2 separate regions of the Homo sapiens genome follow, and region 1 is linked to region 2. A link is a contact called in ENCODE Hi-C data. All regions are on one chromosome and are shown on one strand. Each heading gives the region's core, a stretch centred on a gene start or an enhancer-like site at or near the end of the contact. The rest is flanking DNA. Distances are from core to core; before and after follow the strand shown. Region 1 holds the start of INHBA-AS1 (INHBA antisense RNA 1). Region 2 has its middle 230 kb from the start of INHBA-AS1.

Evidence for each region. Hi-C counts contacts between places; a loop is a spot of excess contacts on that map. Pooled maps may share reads with other maps.
Region 1: a pooled map of right cardiac atrium shows a loop between it and region 2 (2.1-fold over the local background). The contact joins the promoter of INHBA-AS1 here to the enhancer-like site in region 2. A Hi-C loop is called at or near these places in 2 of 168 maps with a recorded cell type or tissue (ascending aorta and right lobe of liver) and 11 of 50 pooled maps.

What each region holds. Positions count from the first base shown.
Region 1 is chr7:41,691,908-41,698,405 of GRCh38, forward strand. INHBA-AS1 (INHBA antisense RNA 1) reads left to right here and starts at 2,012. Exons shown (of 4, transcript NR_027118.2): 1 at 2,012-2,181. The region is part of intron 2 of INHBA (inhibin subunit beta A); the gene reads right to left.
Region 2 is chr7:41,456,089-41,462,152 of GRCh38, forward strand. No RefSeq gene overlaps it. Among named protein-coding and RNA genes, the nearest start is that of INHBA-AS1, 230 kb to the right of the region's middle. Within about 2 kb of position 3,308, at least 3 of the 41 ENCODE cell types and tissues checked have a DNase peak (open chromatin) inside an H3K27ac peak, as active enhancers do; they include right lobe of liver, where a contact is called at or near this core.

The sequences.
Region 1 (6,498 bases), core at 762-3,261, 230 kb after region 2:
TACAGGGCAGATTAATGGGCACCAGAAACATATGTCAAATAGCAATCGCTGCTAATGGACAGGAAATCCCCACATTGTCAGGGCAGTTGAATTTAGCAACCACTCAGTTCCAGCCTAACTCTAAAATTAGAAAGTCACCTATTTCCTTCTCTTTTCCTAAGCAACTGTATGTTTAATGACACAGCAACAATTACTATGAAAGCAGGTATCCAAACTAAAATTTTTTGATTAATCAAATATTTTCCCTCACTTCCATTTTTCCCACTTGGTGGCATATAGAAACATATCCTCTTTTCCATGACCGTGGACCTCCTTACAACTGTCTGCTGTACATGTATCCCATGCACAAATCTGGGAACAATCTTCAAGAAGTTCATCTTAGAACTTGCAACTCCCTGGGAGGATCTCCCTGCCTGGATTTCTATAGTTAACGGAAATCCAGCCATACTTATCACTCGAGGCCCTGAGATGTTTACGGTACTATAAATTTTAGGCACAGTTTCAAGTTCTCTGCAGCAGAAGGCAGGCTTTTCTGTGCATTGCGTACTGTGGATTCTGTTCTTAATTTAACACACTCTGCACACTGTGATTATGATAGTGGTAAATTCACTGAGGCAAGGGCCAAGCAGGGCTGCAGATGGATAGGAAAGGTTCTCTGGCATCTTTCTATAAACTTACGAGGATGCTGGCCATGATGATGGTGGCGGTGGTAAGGGGAGTTCCTCTGACTCCGACCTCATGTCTTTGGCAGGAGTTGAAATGAATAATAAAGCTGGGTTTATGATTAGATAGAATACCAGAGCAGAGAGAGCAGTTAGAGGGAGAAGCTGTCTTATTTTAGGAAGCATGATGACTTATTTTTTCAAAATCTGAATTCGATATTCCCCTTTGCTAAGAATTGGTGTGGGTTTTGTTGTTGTTGTTTGTTTCTTAACAAAATAAAAGAGAAGAAGATTCCCATAAGCAGAGCTTAATCATTTAAATCTAAAAAGGCAATCAGCAGTTGATTTTAGGGTGGCAGGGTCCTGCCAAGGCCTTAGGAGAAGGCCGAGGGAAACCTCCCAAGCCTTGGATAACTAGCCTGGAGGGTGTGCAGGTTTCCTCCAGCTTGGGCACATCTGCCTTGCCCCATAGAGAATGTTAACAAGATACCTGCTGTTTTCCCTTCTGCCTCTATGCAGGACAGCTTCTGAAATCCTAAACTGCACAGGGTGTCACTCCAAAAACAGACAGATAGTAGCTGCTAAATTAGAGAACCCAGAGGGCACAAGGTTGGGTTTTGTTTTTCTAGGAAAGAGTGTAAAACTGGAGTGTCTGACTAGTGCCCCGGATAGGGAGGCTTAATAGGTTTGGGGTAACTCATCCCCATGAGCTCTGCTCTACTCTCATCCACACCTGCCAGAAGGGGTCAGGGTGAAGCCGATGGACAGCAGTGCTGACCCGCATGCAGTGGACTTTCCATGAATAACACCCAAGGCTGACTACAGATGTTTAGGTGGGGGTGCCGAGGGAGGGTTACTTGGCTGACTAGAATTAGGGACAGCCGTGTGCAAATTGCTTTTTTAGGGCCAGAGAGGCTGAGGCTGCTGGCTTCCAGTCACACAGCCTACAGGACAGCCCCTGATTTCACAAGAGCAGGTTTCTGATGCATGATCTAGCCCCACCCCTTCTTCACAGGCAGCTGTACTTGGAAGCAAATGATTTAGTGTTCCTGAGAGAGGATTGTACAAAGAGAGTACTCATTAGAGGGGGCTCAATCTGTCAGGTGCTGTTATATTAGGATCAGAGAGTCATCATAAAATGACTTTCATGCTGGTCTTGGCTGATAATTAACTGCATGGCATCGCCTGCGTATTGTAGAGAGGCAAGGGTGCTGATTTATGCATCCGTTTAATTATCTGAATTGAAAGACTCTGTTCCCTGTATTTGCATCCACTGCCTGCGTGCTTTCTCTCTCCCCCATATTTCTGACATTTGGATTTTCCCCCTACTAATTGACATGCCTGTCGCCTCCTTCTCCTGGTGTCCATTTCTGGAACTGCTATTTGTATATTGCATGATATTTTATCAGGAAAAAATATAAAACAGATCTAATTTCATGAAAATGCTGTTGCCATAATGCTCAGGAGAACAGGGGGAAGAGAGAGATTCAAGTCTTCCTAATGTCTACCTTATATGCAGGTACATTTTACAAGTTCTATTGTATTCTGACTTATTAAGCAGTGCATATTTCTTTCTTTTACATTAGCTTTCATTGCAGAAGGGTGTGGGGAGATGAGACTGCTGGAAACTGACGTGGGATTGATGTTTATCAGGGCTGTAGGCTTCAGAAATATATTAAGCCTCGGAATGTCCTAGGTATGAAAAAGATAATAAATAACAGGTCAATTTATTATATTCCCTTTATCTCTATATTACCTGAGAGAGATTGCTATACTGCAGTGACACTTTCAAGATGCCCCAATCCTCCAATCTCCATGCATAACAATTTGAAAAAGGGAAGGTTGACTAAGGCTGGGATGTTCAGGATCAATTTCTAATCAGTTTCAGGTTTTACTCAAATATCTCATGCTGTAAACTCTTGAAATGAATGTCTTCCCATAGTGCGCCGTGAGCAGGTTCTGCATTAGTTTGTACAGGTGCGACCTAGGTTCCTGCACTATTACCTAGCTAACCAGATATAGCTGGTTGCTTTGCGAACCTTTCATTACCTGCTCTCTAATAATATTCTTTTCATCCTCTGTGCTATTTTTTCCCTCCCGAGGCTTGTGAGCAAGGCTGTATCACAGCCTGCTCTGCCTGAGTAATTCACTAAGAAAGTCCCACGCAAACCCATGTGGGTGATAATATTTCATCACTTAAACCTCTATGAGCTTGGTGGACACATACCAAAGAGAGAGAAAAAGAGGTGCAGAAAAATGGGCAAAGAGAAATTTTGTACCTCACAGGGAATACCTCTGAAATGCTGCTGGGTGGGAAGGATTGGACAGAGGAGAGACTGTGTAAGCTGGAAGGAAAGATAGCTGGAAGGGTGTTTGCAGCACATTTTCCTTTGCTTTCAGAATTTTAAAAATGTTTTGAATAAGTCAATCATGAAGGCATGGCAAGGGTTAAGCAACTAAGCCCCTTGTTGTTCCCTCCCCCTACACTAAGATGCAAAATGCTGGACTCATCCAAAAGTCCAGCATCTCAGATTTGTGGGTCTATGAACATTTTCAGTTAAATAAGCAACACACACATGCAGTGTTTCGATTTGGTTTTGTTTTCCTCACCAGGGTCCTGCTTAAAATATGTTGCTCTTTTACATATGGGCAATAGTTATGTCTCTAATGTGAATGTGGAAAGCCTCGTTGTTTATAGAACACATTTAAACTTACCATGGGATGGGGGCTGGGGGAAGCCTCCCTGTAAAAAGCGTCTGTTCCTTTAATTTTCCATTCTTCATCAAGATTTCACTGTGCCTAGATATGGTATAGTCAATGGTAAGGGTATACACAACTACCATTTACAGGGTGCATTCTCTGAAGCCCTAACTTTGCATTTGGACTGCTTCCAGGGGTTTCTGCAGAAAGCAGCAAGTGAGGTCTTAAGGTTATTCCTCCTTTGACCTACAGTAGAGGATCTTTCCTGCAGTAGAACTATAGGTTTGGCCATAAATTATCTTGATTAATTTTTTAGCTTTAATTTCCCTCCTTAGGGTCCATTATTGATTTATAAATGCCCTGGCACAAACGTCCATCATCCATGCCTCTTCCATTAAAGTGGTGATGAAAAAGGTTAAATATTTTGGGAGAAAGGGGTTTTAGGTTCCTACAAGTAGCAAAAATTCTTAAGGTTTAACCCACAAAATTTCAGAGACTTCTTCCAAAGTTCCTGAGAACTTTGGCACTTCTCATTTTGGACTTAGGAACCAGTCGAGTACGAAGAATTCAGAACTACAGCTAGGAGATCACGTGCAAGTATTTTTTAGCAGAAGAGGGGCCAAGACAAATATGTGTTTTCAAGAAAAGTGCCTGGGAAGGTATTACTGCAGTTCTTTAAATATTACAACGGACTTTCCACCCTGGCATCTCCACCACCCCCAGCCCAGTCCATCCACTGCACAGGCCGCAGACCACTATTAATCTCTTTTCCCATCTTTCCCACCATTTCTCTCCACACCCTCAGTTCGGAAACAAACGCATCCTCAGAAGCCGAACACCATGTTCCCACAAGGCATTACAGAAAGAACCTTTTTCCTCCCTGTTTGAAGTCACTTGTCATTTGTCGCTGGTGGAAACTGTTGATAAGGCAGGAAAACTAGGCAACAAAATCAGGGGAGATGGAAGATGTTTTTGTTACGACCCGGGAGACCGTATTAGGGAGAGACTTGTGAGCAAATCAGTATCGCTGATGATTCATAGTCACATTTCTCCCTGCTCCGCTTTGTTTGCTTTTGAAATTTATCACTCGTCTGCCTTCCATAGAGCTCCGGAATGTTCACATGTATCACTAGAATTTCCATTTCCTTTCCTTCTGTCTCATTTAATGTATTACAGGTAGTCATGCTTCTCCCATCTCATAAATTCCTAACTTTTTCTGCAGGATGAGAGGGAGCAGGCGGTAACTGATAATCACCAAGATTAGGGCGCTACAGACAGGGGCTTCCAGTACGCGCAACTGCCTTTCCCTGGATACACTGACAAGGAGCAAAAGTCTTTGGAACGCGCCCTCTTGTGGCCGCTCTTCCCCATTATTCACGGAAGAGAGCGTGTAACCCCTAAAGGCATCCCTAAAGGAGGGGTGATTCACAGAAAAGTTCGGAAGGTGGGATTGGAATGGTGGGAGTCAGCTTCATTTTGAGATGGCTTTCTTGGGGTGGGGAAAATGGTCATCCAAGCAAAGCTTCTTGGATCCCTGTCTGGGCAGTGCAAACTTCTAACTCAAATCTTCCATACATAGTATCCTCCAAGGGGTAGACTTATGTGTTGCGCTTAACAACACCTAGGCTACGTGAGCACATCCATTTCTTGGTGTGTCATTTGTCTTTCTTTCCCTATTCTTTCTACAACAAGTGCTATCAATTGCTAAGCTAATTACCAGAACCCACATCCAGGTTTGACAGCATATGGAGACTTAGAGGTACATTATTATTATGCATTGATTGACCACCTACTGTCATGAGTCAAAATAAAATAAAAATAAGCTGCATCAGCTGAAAAGGCCACTGAATTTAGCTTCATGACATTTATAGTGATAGCTTGGCTTTACCCATCCCTTCTATCTTTCCTTGTGAAGAACTCTGTAGGCCTTAAGGTAAAACATTGAGGGTTTTGTGCCAGCCATGCAAAGAACACACTAACCTTGGTGAGAAATCTTGGGTGATGTGACATATATAAAAATAAAATAATTTTTGTTTGTTGGGATACATTTCAGAGAGCCTTAGAGTGATTCCCTGCTGTTTAGTCAATAACAACTCGCATCAACTTTACAAAAATTGAGCACTTTCTACCTAAACAGGATGGGACAAACTCAGTTAAAAGAGTCCTCAGCACTTCAGCTTTTGGAGGCTCTCTACTTCTGTAGCCAGGCCTTGGCTTTATCCAACAATCAAGGAGAGAAAAGGCAAAAATTAAACGTAGCCTCAAATTGAAGAATCTTGAGGTTGAAAGGGGCTGCTATGGGTCTGCATCTGTGGCATGCTCATGGGTGACAATGTCTGGATTCTATGCTGCACAAAATGGTTATAAGGGAAAGAAAAATGCATTCCTTTTTCTATTCTCCAAAAACTCTTGACATTCCACATAGTTGGAATGTTATTAAAGTTGAATTATTCCAAAAGCAACAAGACATAGGTCTTTTCTATTCATGTTCATATATTTGCTACAATCATTTGGATGATAAATGTCTTTTCTGGACTAGCAAAATCAGCAGCAAAATGCTCACGTGGTTTTCTGCTTGAAGAGTAGACAGTCCATACAGCAATCATTAAATACATGAAATTACATTAAATCAACTTGAAGTTGATGTGTGAAATCCCTCAGAGAAAAATAAGCAATTGTAATAAGTGTTTTCTAAGAATCCAAAGTCAAGTTGTAAAGTCAACCAGGAGTTTCCCATTACAAATCTTAAACTTGACTCAATGTGAACGTCCAACGAATCGCTTTTTCAAAAGTCGCTCATTTTTTTTCAAACTAAACACCTAACTGAGAAGTAAAAAAATGACAAGATCTCATACAACTGAGAGAAGACTGTCACAGAAAGGAAGACCACACATAAGAAAGAATGTAAATGGTCAAATTTTTTCACTGCCAAATCTCTAAATGCTAAGAGAGTGATTTGCTATACAAGTCCAGTAAGTCAGAAAGAGGGGCATATTGCTAGTAACGGTAGTGCGGTTAAAAGTGGTCAAAGGCATAGGTATACTTAGTCATATGACATGGTTAAAGGCAACTGGATACGAGCTGTCATTGAATCCATCATGTGTGGAGGTTGGTATACAAAGACAGGAAGCAACCC
Region 2 (6,064 bases), core at 2,058-4,557:
AGGAAAATAAAAATGTAATTAACTTAATAGAATTCAGAAAATTAATAAAGAAATAAAGCAAGAAGAAATCATAACTATAAAGCATAAAATATGATTGAAACAATAAATAAAGAATACTTCAGCAACTATAATGTCAGTAATTTCCCTCAATTCAAAGATAGAGACCTCAAGTTAGATTGTTTAAAATCCAGTTATAAGTATTTGCAAGACATACATTTAAAACAAGACAGTATAAAAAGGTGAGCATAAATACAAGGAAAAATAAATACAGCACCACCAAAAAGTGGTTGTAAATTAATGAAAGTCAAAATAGAATGCAGACTAAAATAATTATTTTGGGAAAGTCAGTTAGCACCTTTCTTCCTTAATTTTCTCATCTGTCAGCTGTAAACAACAATAGCAACTACCTCAATGTTTTGTGATGAGTGAGTTAAATATAGAATGCTTAAAACAGTAGTAGGCATATAATACGTGCTTTATACATCTTATAAAACTCTTATCTACAAATATAATATTCATCACAATTATTATTATTATTAAAGAATAACAAATTAATGCAGATCAATGTAAATCATACAAAAGTTTAAAAGCCAAACAATATGATTTTGGTGATGATGTGAAAAAATATACACTTGTGCAGTTTTTATAAGCAGTACTTTTACATGGTATGATAACCAAAATGGCATAAAATACAATATAGAACTCTTGCTCCTACCTCTGTCCTAGTCTACATCATTCCCCATCTTCAACTCTAGGTAACCACTTTTATTTGTTTCTCGCTTATAAAAAAAATTCTTTATGCAAAATCAAGCAATATGATTATATTTTCCCCTTTCTTACACCAAAAAAAATACACTGTTTCTGCACTTCACTTGTTTTAATGTATTCTGGAGATTTTCCCATGCTAGTATGTTAGGAAGACTCTCATTTTTTCAGCTGCATAGTATTTAACATTTAAATATACCATAATTAATTTAGAGAGGGTTCTCTTGGTGGATAATTGGGTAGTTTCTAGTCTTTTGGTGTCATAAAAAATGTTTCAGTAAATAATCTTGCTCACATATTATGCAAATGTATACAGGGATATCTGTAGGACAAATTTTCAGAAGTAGGGTTATTGGGTCAAAGAGTAGGTGAATTTGTAATTTGTGTAACAACTGACAATTTTCTTTCCATAGTGGTTATTCCATTTTGAAATTCCATCTGCAATGTACTACATTTACTACTGTTGAGAGCTTAAATTGGCATAGGTGATTTCGAGAAAATGTTGTAGTCAACTAAGAAAAATGAAAGTGTTTATAACATTTCAACTCCTAAATACATAATCTAAAGAAGTTATCCAATATGAGCACAAGGAGACATGTAAAATGGTGTTCACTAAAGCATGATTTGGAATAATGTTAATCTTTATGGGAATGGATAGATCACATGATATATTCATATAGAATTAAACACAGCAATTAAAAGAAATGAATTTGAGACATTTATATCAACAAGGCTAGATCAAACCATAATGTTGAGTGAAAAAAGGAAATTCCCAAATTGCACAAACATAATCCTATTCATGAAAATTTTAAAAACACACACAACACTATATGTTGTTTATATAGAGATGTGTTTATACATGTTTATATGTGCAAACACATGTAAGTACTTAAAAAGACTAAATATCCACATCTAAACTCATGGCAGGGCTTCCTCTCTGGACAGGATGTGAAACTGTTCTAGTGCTGAAAGGGAACCAGCACAGGGTAAGCACTAGGTAAAATTTGTTATTATTAATAAAGTATGTTTTGTTGTTAGAAGCAAATAAGACAAATGTTGACAGTTGTTAATTCTGGATGTGGTAATATCAGTATTCATTATATTATTTTTGTCCTCTTCATATTTCATATCTAAAATTTTATTGAAGAGAAATATTCATGAGACTCTGAACTCCAGTCATAATAAAAACTGGTTGTTATGCAACATTACTTGTTCAAGGTTCCCTCCCCTTCCCTTCCTTTCTTCCCTTCCCTTCCTCCTCTCCCCTCCTTCTTTTTTCTTTCTTCTTTCTCCTTCCTTCCTTCTTTCCTTTCTTCTTCTTCCTTTTTTTTGTGGACAGTAAATAAGCATGAGAATATCAAAGCACACATTAAATTGCCCAGCATAGGGCAGACTAGAATACAAATATTCAGATATTCAAGTATTTTTCTTTTAACTTCTCATTGCCCATTCCATCTTAGAGTAAAATGTCAGTAAGGGAGGTGCTTAATGAAGCCAATGGTCATGTCTTCATTTTTGGATGAGTGCCTATTTTTAGATAGGAATAGGAGAGACACATCTTGAATTGAAAGTTCATCTCTTCCCAACACATTTATCTTTCTGTAAAAAATGGATAATTCAGGATTTCTTTTGTGATGAAAATGGTGAATAAATGATGTGCCATTCTTTGAACTATGAAATCTTCTGTGTTTTGTTTCTGGAAACCAGAGTAATGGCAACAACCATATATATATATATATGTGTATATATATATATATATATAATATGCATATATATATATATATTTTTTTTTTTTGAGATGGAGTTTCGCTCTTGTTGCCCAGGCTGGAGTGCAGTGGCACTGTTTTGGCTCATTGCAACCTCCACCTCCTGGGTTCAAGTGATTCTCCTGCCTCAGACTCACAAGTAGCTGGGATTACAGGCACATGCCACCATGCCCCCATTAATTTTTGTATTTTTAGTAGAGATGGGGTTTCACCATATTGATTAGGCTGTTCTCCACCGCCTGACCTCAGGTAATCCACCCACCTTGGCCTCCCAAAGTGCTGGGATTACAGGTGTGAGCCACCGCACCTGGCCAGTAGAAATAATTAATAGCTAGAAAGCAGGCTGCCGAGCCTGGCAAGGAACCCAGGTGCAGCCAACATCCGAGGATGTTGGAGTTCAAAGAATGGCACATCATTTATTCACCATTTTCATCACAAAAGAAATCCTGAATTATCCATTTTTTGTAGAAAGATAAATGTGTTGGGAAGAGATGAACTTTCATTCAAGATGTGTCTCTATCTAAAAATAGGCATTCATCCAGAAATGAAGACATGACCATTGGCTTCATTAAGCACCTCCCTTACCGACATTTCACTTTAAAATGTAGTGGGCAATGAGAAGTTAAAGAAAAGAAAAATACTTGAATATCTGAATATTTGTATTCTAGTCTGCCCTATGCTGGGCAATTTAATACGTGCTTTGTTGTAAGCCCCATACCAGGCAGAGCAGAACTGTTCTGTCACCCTTCCCGAAGCCTCATGACCCACACTATGACTTCCTGGTGTGGTTGGGGGAAGCGATTGAAGCAGCAACTTGGCTCTCCTTCCTCCTGGAGAGCTACCTTCTTTTTCTGTCTCTTGAGAGTTTATAATTCAGGGAAAGAGTTGACTTTTTTTCTGTTTTTTTGTTTTTGTTTTTCCGTATTTTTGATTCAGAAGTCCTAAGCAACCTTAAGGTTTTTCTCTTCTGAAAAGCCACAAGAAGAAAAACAAATCTCTGAGATCAGAGCATCTCTGTTTCTGGCTCTCTCTTGGCTCTGCCTCCAGTTTCTGCAGAACTAGATCATCTCCATAGCTTCAGGAAGGGCAGTGGCTATGCCCAGGGTAGGTCTCTGCCCCTGGCCAAAGAGTAACCAGATGCAGTTGCGGGAGCCCTTGGGAGAGGTCAGGACCCGGCAGACACTCAGACCTCACAGCTGCTCAGCAGAGTTGGGGAGCCACCACCCTGCGAGGGGATCCAGCTTGGCCAGAAGCAGCCTTCACAGTGTGTGGTTTCCTAGAGACCAGGTGCCCTGCCCAGCCAACAGAGGGGAACGCGTGGTTGAGAGAACTGGCTTTAAAAAGAATAAAGGACAAAATGATGAGGCTCCAGAATCATGTCACAACCGTGTTTACTGTCTGGCTCCTTTTCTGAAGAGCATTGTCCTGTGAGCCTGCTCTTCGGCATGGGAATGCAGGCTCAGTGTGATGATGAAACAGGAAATGCGGCTTGGGGCAAAAAAAGGAAACTCTACTTGCCACATGTGTCTACTACTCCCCACTCAACTTTCTTCCCAGACTTGTACATGCTCATGTGTGGGCACTCCTCCAGGGCAGGGGTCTTACCTTCCTTATCCTGGAAACCTCAAGGGTGACCAGCAGAAATTATGGAGAAGAAGGCTCTGGGTTGAATAAATGTAAACTAAGTGGATTCATTCTAAGCAGATGTTCCTGGATGTACAGGGGTCAAGGTCATCTAGAAGAGTGATGTGCTGTAACTTTAGGAAAATGGGACTGGTATTCCTCTACAGTCAGTGGAAAATTGATCTCTATAGGTGAATTAGAACTAAGGATAACAGCAAAGAAGTAAATGAAAATATAAACTTAACATCACTTATCATCAGGGAAATGCAAATCAAACCACACTGAGATATCACTTCACACCTATTAGGAGGGCTATTATATTTTAAAAAGATAAGTGTTGGCAAAGATGTGCAAAAATTGGAATCCTGTACACTATGGGTGATAATGCAAAATGGTGCAGCCACTAAGGAAAAACAGTATGGAGGTTTTTCAAAAAAATTAAAAATAACCGTATGATCCAGCAACCTCACTTCAAAGTATTTATCCAAAATAATTGAATTCGGGATCTCAAAGAAATATCTTCACTCCCAGGTTCATTGCAGCACTATTCACAATAGCCAAGTTATGGAAACAACTTAGATATCCATTGACAGATGAATGGGTAGGGAACATGTGGTACATACACACAGTGGAATATTATTTAGCCTTAAAAAGAAGGATGTTCTGCAATACGTGACAATGTGTACAAACCCAGAGGACATTATGCTAACTAAAATAAGCCAGTCAATCACAGAAGGGTAAATACTGCATGATTCCACTTAGGATATCAAAACTATCAAAAACAGTCAAACTCATAGAAACAAAGAGTAGAATGTTGGTTACCAGGGGCTGGGGGCAGGAGGAAATGGAGAGTTTCTGTTCAAAGGGTGTAGAGTCTCAATTATGCAAGATGAATAAGTTTTAGAGATCAGATGTACAACATTTTGCCTATAGTAAACATTATATGATGCCCTTAAAAATTTATGAGAGTAGGCCTCACAATTTTTTTAAAGGCATCTATGTGGGAAATTAACTGGTCATCATTCTCTACATGTGATGCAAACTATTATACACCACAATGCTTGTAGAAATACATGTATCCTTTAGTTTCCAAGTGTGTGATAGCTCCAGATCGAATAAATGTCTCACCCTAAAGCTAACAGTTGTGAATGGCCATATTTCTGTATTTGATATCTGATGATCTCACTTTCTTGTATAATGCGTAATGTTTATTTATAAGTTGATGTAGCCATTGTCTCAGAAGATCATATAATATTTTATTGTGGAGGCAATGTGGTCTCATTAGTTTATTCAACACATGTTGATTGGACATAAATATGTTCCATGCACAGTGTTAGAGATGCAGGTCCAGGAGATATAACTAGGGCAGGCCATGTCATGAAGCTTCTGGTTGAGTAGGAAAGACAGACATAAATGATACCTGCCTGAAGGGGTGACATGGAGCAGAGACCTAATGAGCTAAAGCACTAAGTCTCGTGAAGGTCTGAGGGAAAATTATTCCAGGCAGTATGGCTAACATCCATGAAGACCTGAAATGGGAATGCACTTGGAATATCTGAAGAGCAACAAAGTCACTAGAATTGGAATGGAATGAAGGAGGCAGCCAGGTGTAAGAGACTGGGTCTGATGGGCAGTCAGGGATCACAAAGGTCCCTAGAGGTCATGGTAAATTATCTCTGTTTTATACCAAGAATAACTGGAAGCTGATGGAGGGTTGAAAGCAGAAGGAGATATTATATGGTTTATGTTTTAGAATGTACTAGATGGAGGCAATAGTCAAGCATGTATTCATCATCCATTATTTCATTCATGTATTCATTCAATAAATATGTGTTCCACACTTTCTGTATACTCACCTGTCAACTAGCTAGCAAGGAAGGAAAATCAAATGGCTTCAGTGGGCCCATTTC